3 separate regions of the Mus musculus genome follow, and all the other regions are linked to region 1. Evidence: chromatin loops called from intact Hi-C (ENCODE). Cell type or tissue: heart. All regions are shown on one strand.

Region 1 (2,500 bases):
CTCTCTCTCTCTCTCTCTCTCTCTCTCTCTGTGTGTGTGTGTGTGTGTGTGTGTGTTACCTTCAAACTTTAAGGAGTCCTCCTGCCTCAACCTTTGAGTGCTGGAATTACAAGAATGCCCTGCCCTGCCAGGTGTTAGGATTAATCCCTGTATGGTTAGATTTCTCTTCAGAAAGATGGTAGTGGTTTATATTATTAAAATACATGAAAAGCTATCACACCCTTACTAGCAGTTCTTGCTTTTATTGCTAAGTCATTTCAGATGAGAACTGACACTTTGTTTTCAGCATGTATTTCTTTAATGGTGGTAAAGTGGGCTGTTTTCCATGGTCCCTGGCCGCTGTGTTCTCTCTCCTGCCAGTTGTCTACGCTCTGCATTATCTGTCTATTTTCTTCCGTGCCTGTATGCACTCCTTTTAAAACATTTAACATTTCATGTCCACTAGGAAAACCAGCCATGGGAATTAATAGAAGTGTAATAAAACTCTGTTTTCCCGTTCTGAGATGATTTCATTGTACTGTTTAATCTAGCTTTACCTGGGAGACTTTTGACAGAAGTCACATTAGCAACTAAAATGTAGAAAGACACCAACATCTAAATTAAGAAAATGACCCAAGATTTCTTTTTCCAACTCTAAAAAAATTTTTAAGCTGTGTATTTATTTTATTTTGTGTGTACGCATGTGTGCCAGAGTATGTGTGCCTTGTGTGGACAGGAGCCTGCGGAGGTCAGATTGTGTGGACAGGAGCCTGCGGAGGTCAGATTGTGTGGACAGGAGCCTGCGGAGGTCAGATTGTGTGGACAGGAGCCTGCGGAGGTCAGAAGCATTGACCTGGACCTGGAGTTACAGCTAGCTGTGGACCTGGAGTTACAGATAGCTGTGGACCTGGAGTTACAGATAGCTGTGGACCTGGAGTTACAGATAGCTGTGGGCTGTACGCGAATGCTTTGAATAAAGCCCTGTCCTCTGCAGGAGCAGGAAGCTCCTGTAACCCCTGAGCCCTCTCTAGCCTTTTGCAACTTTTAGCTAAGCATTGAAAGTGCTCTTCCCACCCTGCCTGCCCTCTGGTGGAGCTGCCAAATCAGACAAGCTGTGAAGGGGAACCGAGGAGACCAAAGTTAGCAGCAATGGCAACCACCCGAACAAGTAAAGCCACTGGCTGACCCACAAGAGACTTGTGTCTTGTTTTTTTCCGGGATTAAGTACCAGCAACAGTGTCTCTTCTCCTAAGAGTCTACCCTGACTAGTAGTTTTACACGGGTGCTTTTTCTTCTGGTGGTCTTGCTGACCTGGGAACTTTCCCCTGAGATCCAGCTGTGGAACAGAATTCAGGTTGCAAGGGTATGAGAAGTGGCTGACTGGTCTCCAGCTCTGGGAGAGGGAGGATGCCCCAACAGGACATCCGTGTAAGCCCCTCAGCTCCACACTAGCTTGCATTTCTGCACAGCAGAGTCAAGACCTGAATAGGTCTGGAGTGAATGCTCAGTGAGATAGCAGAGCCAGCCAGAGTGCTCTGTAAACAGTGAAGTGCACCAGGGTGCCAACCGGGTGGTGCTGACAGACAACCCCCCCCCCCCCGCCCCCGAATCAACATTTAACTCCACTAAGTTGTGTGTCTTAACAAGAGAAATAATCAGTATATCCTTCTAATCTTTAGCAAATAATGGGAGGCTTTGGTCTCAGATTCGTAAGAAAAGCAAATTATATGTCCCAATGTGACTCAGACCTGTGTGCAACTATCTAGATTCACTTTTATTTTTAATTATAGCACCAGCAGAGGGGAAGGTTTAAAATTACACCTTTCAGAACCAGTCATTATTTAGTGACTCTGCATTTCAAAGATATTGCTCATGCCTTTTAAAAAAATTACCATGTTCTATTATTATTGCCTTGGCCTAAATATAAATTTATTGTCAAAGTGGTGATAACTGGCTTTTGGAGTCCTATTTTTAAACGTTTTCACGAAGCTGTAATAATTTGGAAGATTTAAGTGAGCAAACATATTAAATGTTCAAGTTGCTTTTCCCTTTAATTCTGTGTGTCTGGGGATACATGTGAAACACAGAACGATATAGTGAGAGACGCAAGGCCTGTACTTCTTTTTCTCCCTCACACACAATCTTTCATCCATCTCTTACTCCCCACTACACTGGGTTATACTAGAAGAATAACAAACATGAAAACATATGAAACATAGCAAACACAGGTGCTTGCTCCAAGTCATTCTTACTTTTTACCAGGTAGTGGCAATAGCCTCCTGTCCTGTTCTTCTTAGGATATTCCTTTTTCTTTTCCTTTTTTTTTTTTTTTTTTTGAAACAGGGTCTCACAATGTAGGCCTGACTATGTAGACCAGGTTGGCCTCAAACTAGCAGAAACCAGAACCAGCCGGCCTCCCTCTGCCTCCTGTGTGCTTAGATGTAAAGGCTTATGTCGTTATGCTGCACCTTAGAACGTTCTGAACAGTAGCACTCATGGCATTAGAGTTCAAGTTAGAAAA
Region 2 (2,500 bases), 130 kb before region 1:
AACTCAGAGATCCATCCTCCTCTGCCTCCCAAGTGTTGGGGTTAAAGGTGTGCACCACCATCACCACCCTGTAAATAATTTTTAAAACTAGAAAAACCCTACTGAAATAGACTTATGAATTATAGTTATTGGCTGAATAACAGGATGGAACAGGAAATAATTTCAAACAAGTTGTTAAAAAAAATCAAGTTAAACCATTTCTTTATCTTTCAATATCAGAACAAAAGCTTTCTTTTTTGACCACCATTAATTAACTATGAAAAGATTGTTTTAATCTAGTAATTTGTTAGATGGTTTCTGTATATCTACCAGCAAACCAATTCTCCTGGAGGCAGCTCTCTTTACTAATCAAAAGACACCAGTTAGGTAAGAAAAGTCAAAATTGAAATAAATCAACCTTTTAAAAAAGTAATTAACCAATAATCTCTCTTTTTTTTTTAAAGATTTATTTTTATTTATATGAGTACACCAGAAGAGAGCATCAGATCTCAATACAGGTGGTTGTGAGCCACCATGTGGTTGCTGGGAATTGAACTCATGTTGGTGTCCTACTCATAATGTTCCTGCTTCAGTTTCCAGAATGCTGGGATTACAGGCATAACTACCGTGCTGTGTTTTCTTTATTTATTTCTTATAGTAAAATTCAATTACAGATACAAATAGTTTAGCAGGACAAATTTAGTGTGATTTTTGAGAAACTCTGATTCTAAGGTCTTTTGAAATATCAAGATAGAAAATAGAAAAACTGCCTAAGGAATCAAGTAAATTTTATACTACTTGGAAACATACATATTTATCTAGTGAAATTCTAAAATTAGGTTTTGAAATATCTTATACATTACTGTACAATATAACCATGATTATACTGTAAACTACTGTGAACCTTCTATTTTTATGATTGATTCAACATTTATTCTTTTAAAAGTTGTATTCTCCCTAACATTTTTCTATACACTATAAATGTAGACCTTAAGCATGGATGAGGTGGTTTAGATGAGTAATGTCTTCCAGACTCACACATTTGAACACTTGGTCCCCAGTTGGTCCCCTTTAGGAGGTTGGTGTAACATGAGACCTTTAGGAAATGGGGCCTTGTTGGAGGACAAATATTGGTAGGCTTGCAGGGTTTAGCCTTGCCTTACTTTCTGATGCTGAGGCTATTCCCCAACATTATGCACACTCATCCTCTGAAACTGTAAGCTAAGTCAACCCTTTCTTATTTAAATTTATTTTGGGTCATGATATTTTATGACAGCAATAGAAAAAACATACAATTCAAGTAGCAGCTATTTTTCCTGTGTTTAAAACCTAGCTTAGTTGTTTCCTTTGCTGTCTCCCTGGTTTTTGGGTTTTTGTTGGTTTGCTCCTTTAGGATTGTATTGTTGTTAATTCTCTTCGTCTTTGTGAGACATAGTCTCACTCTGCGGCCCAGGCTGGGCTCCGACAGTCGCTATGCAGTGAGATTATAGGCATGAGCCACTTTAGGGAGCCTTTGAATAATTTTACATTAAAACTAAGTTAGGTAAGGTGTTTCTTCCTTCTTTGGTATCCTAGGAATGGGGAGGTAAAAGTTCAAGGCTCACCTTGGCTATTAAGACCCCGCCTTTTAAAAAAAGAGTAGTGGTCATTCAAAGAAGCCACAGAACATTAACAAACCTTTCTGAAAAGTGTTTCAGAGCTCGTTAGTTCTATCATAAATAATACGGAGTTTACTGGAGTAGAAAGTCTGTCAGATGAGACAGGGAACAAAGAAGTCACAATATTTAAGGACATAAAAATCCTATAAATGTTTAGGCACACATTCTTAATTTCCCAGATATGAAAAAAAATTAAGGCTATCTTCCTTCCAACTGGAATGTTTCTTTGCTTTTCATTTAAAATATTTCATGGCTTATAAGTAGGAAAAATAATCAGACAATAAAAACAGGTCAATGAGCTCAGTTAAAAACACCTGCTCTTATTTAACACAACCTCTAACCTGCACTCGGAACACAAAATTAGTTACCCCTTCAAGAATGGCAGAATTTGAAGGCTGTGTTTACATGACTTCTTATGTCTCAACATGACTAAATTTGCAAAGACTAATTGGAACTTAGTATTACCTGGAAAGAGTGAAAACATTTTACAGAGCAGTTTAACAGAGATATAGCTAAACTTAAGCCTGTTAAGGGGCAGGTCATTACTTTGGGCAATGCTACACAGCACAATTTAATAAAGATGTCCAGTAAATGTATACCAACAGTTTATATTTAACTTACTACAAAAATGCTATGTCAGGTATCATAGCACACATCTATAATCCAAGCAGAAGAGTGGAGGCAAGGAAGATAGCCTTGGCTATTTAATAAGTCTGATACCAGCCTGGCCTACATAAGATGCAGTGATAAGCCTTCAATTCTCAAAAAAAAAAAAAAAAAAAGTGGGGAGATTAGAATATTTAACAATAAATATCACCCACCATAATTCCTTAAAAGGTGAAAAAAAAAAAAAAGAATGCTCG
Region 3 (2,500 bases), 130 kb before region 1:
ATGTCAGTAGAAAGAACAGAGCTTGGGTTTCAGTTCCAATATGCAAGTTCTATATTTGTCAATTACTAAATAGGCAAATTATTTAACTTCTCAAATCCCTTTTATCTATGCAATACATACTTTTATAGTTAGAATAACTGATATATCTGATACACTTGTAGGAGTTAAGGTACTAACTAGAGATAAAATGTGCAACCTGAGTAAAAGAAATGACTCAACTAAAGGGCTATCATTAGTCCAGTCAGTGAGAAGAAAGACTGTGTGTCGCTTGCCAGACAGAAAGTAGGTAGCCTTACAATGAGCTGGGAAGAATGCTGTGACAAGACTGTACTGGATGATTGTGTGTGTCAACTTGACACAAGCTAGCATCAGAGAGGATGGAGCCTCAGTTGAGGAAATGCCTCCATGAGATTCAGCAGTAAGGCCTTTTCTCAGTGATCAATAGCTAGAGCCCAGCTCATGGTGGGTGATGCTATCTGTGGGTTGGTGGTCCTGGTTCTATAATAAGTCAGGTTGAGCAAGCCATGGGAAATAAGCCAGTAAGCAGGCCTCCCCCATGAACTCTCATGAGCACTTGCCTCCAGGTCCCTGCTCAGTCTGAGTTCCTATCCTGACCTCCTTCAGTACTCAACAGCAACATAGAAGTGTAAGCTGAGCAAACCTTTTCCTCCCCACGTTGTATTTGTTCATGGTGTTAAGTCAGAGCAATAGAAATCCTGACTAACACAGTGACCAAGACAGACTAATAATAGAGGAGAAAAAAGCTGACAAGCATCTTTCCAATGTCTTTTTATACATGTCTTTGGTTTCTTCCCTGAAAAATTATCATTTTTTGACTCTGAAACATTTAAGTCAACAGCCTGAAGATACTTTAATTTAAATCTAAATTAATATTTACTTTTTAATTTCTCTCTCTTTTAAAAAAAGATTTATTTATTATTATATCTAAGTTCACTGTAGCTGTCTTCAGATGCACCAGAAGAGGGCATTAGATCTCATTACAGATGGTTGAGTCACCATGTGGTTGCTGGTTTTTGAACTCAGGACCTTTGGAAGAACAGTCAGTCCTCTTAACTGCTGAACCATCTCTCCAGCTCACTTTTTAACTTCTTATAGTGCTGGGAATTGAACCTATGTACCTGCTAGACAAAGGCCCCCACCACTGAGCTATATCCCAATCTTTAAATGAAAATTTAGTTTTGTCTTTATAAAAAATTCTGAGTACAAGTGAGTAATAAATAAAACAATAATCTGCAAAGTGTTAATAGAAGAAAACTATGCAACAAAGAAAGCATAATTATGCAAGACACACACAGAAAATTCTGTTGTCCTAAGTAAAGTAACCTCAGACTGCTTTATTACACAGTTTGATCAGCATAAGGCTCAAGACACTCACTAAATAAACTACATAACAGCAAGACTCGGACTCCCAGCAAGAATGGGAAGGAGGAGGGGGAGAGATGGGAAGAATGAAGATGAATGGAAATAGGAACTCTTTTTACTCTATAATGGGAATTACTTACATTTTGAAATTCAAGTAAAAGTGTTCGGATGAAGTAGTCGGTTCTTGCTTGTTCATTTTCCTAAAAAGATAAAAGCTTGTGAATTGAGCCTGGTGTGGTAACACATATCTTTAATCCCAGCACTCAGGAGGCAGAGGCAGGCATCGGATCTCTGTGAGTTCGAGTCCAGCCTGGTCTACAAAGAGCCAGGACAACCAGAGTTATTACATAGAGGAAACTCTGTCTTGAAAAACAAACAAACAAACAAACGAACAAAAAGTGCTTGTGGGCATACCCACAGACACACAAATACGTAAAGGTCCATAACCTAAAATTAGCATTTAGAATTTTGGATGTATCTAATAGTTATTTTAAAAATCTAAAAGTAATCCATTTAAGTGTTTTTTTTTTTTCCTCCCCAAAATGGTGGTAGGGACTAAGCCCCAAGGCCTTGAGCATGCTAGGTAGGATTATCACCTAACACACTGAGCCACCCCCTTTGCTTCCTACTGTTTTGTCTAATTTTTACTTACTGGCTTTAAAAAGTGTCTAGTCAGTGATTATTTAATCCTGACTCTATCATCTAACAGAGAATACTGAAGTGGCAATCATCCCCGAAACCATTTAAGGAAACAATCCAGAGGAATGTCAGTTACTGTCTGCCACCGCATCCCACATTCACCACGTTTTCTTTCCCTTGTCACACTCAACGCTCAATCTAAATGAGCAGCAATGTGGGGAGAAAAACCCTTAGTTATTACCTTATTATGGTTGAACATGCACAGCTTTGAGTCTATTAGCCTGACATTTGTCTGCTGCTGAGTTCTTGGTTTTGCCTTGTTAGTTGTAACCACAGACAGTTTAGTCCTGTCATTAACAAGGACAATATATGCTATTCATTAATAAAATAGACATCCACTATAATTCTAGCATGGGAATCACTTCATTCATTTTCTCAAATTTCTACTGTGGTAGTATCTGAACTGGAGTTTAACTCC

The links. Hi-C counts contacts between places; a loop is a spot of excess contacts. Peaks named below come from ENCODE experiments on the same cell type or tissue, not always from the same donor. Only the 100,000 strongest peaks of a DNase experiment are listed, where the experiment ranks them.
Region 2: a loop joins it to region 1, with 3 times the contacts of the local background. A loop is called at or near these places in 6 of 42 quality-filtered maps.
Region 3: it touches region 1 in a loop (2.7-fold over the local background); 6 of 42 quality-filtered maps call a loop at or near these places.

The regions. Positions count from the first base shown.
Region 1 is chr5:21,140,402-21,142,901 of GRCm38, forward strand. The region is part of intron 2 of Gm42222 (a long non-coding RNA gene); the gene reads left to right. Among named protein-coding and RNA genes, the nearest start is that of Gm42222, 3.6 kb to the left of the region's middle. In heart, a CTCF peak has its summit at 1,084 (motif pointing left); a DNase peak (open chromatin) is centred at 1,050; H3K27ac peaks cover 860 bases.
Region 2 is chr5:21,006,243-21,008,742 of GRCm38, forward strand. All of the region lies in intron 8 of Ptpn12 (protein tyrosine phosphatase, non-receptor type 12), which reads right to left. Among named protein-coding and RNA genes, the nearest start is that of Ptpn12, 48 kb to the right of the region's middle. In heart, no CTCF peak of the experiment used is centred here; no DNase peak of the experiment used is centred here.
Region 3 is chr5:21,010,162-21,012,661 of GRCm38, forward strand. It overlaps Ptpn12 (protein tyrosine phosphatase, non-receptor type 12), which reads right to left. Exons shown (of 18, transcript NM_011203.3): 7 at 1,524-1,583. Among named protein-coding and RNA genes, the nearest start is that of Ptpn12, 44 kb to the right of the region's middle. In heart, a CTCF peak has its summit at 947 (motif pointing right); no DNase peak of the experiment used is centred here.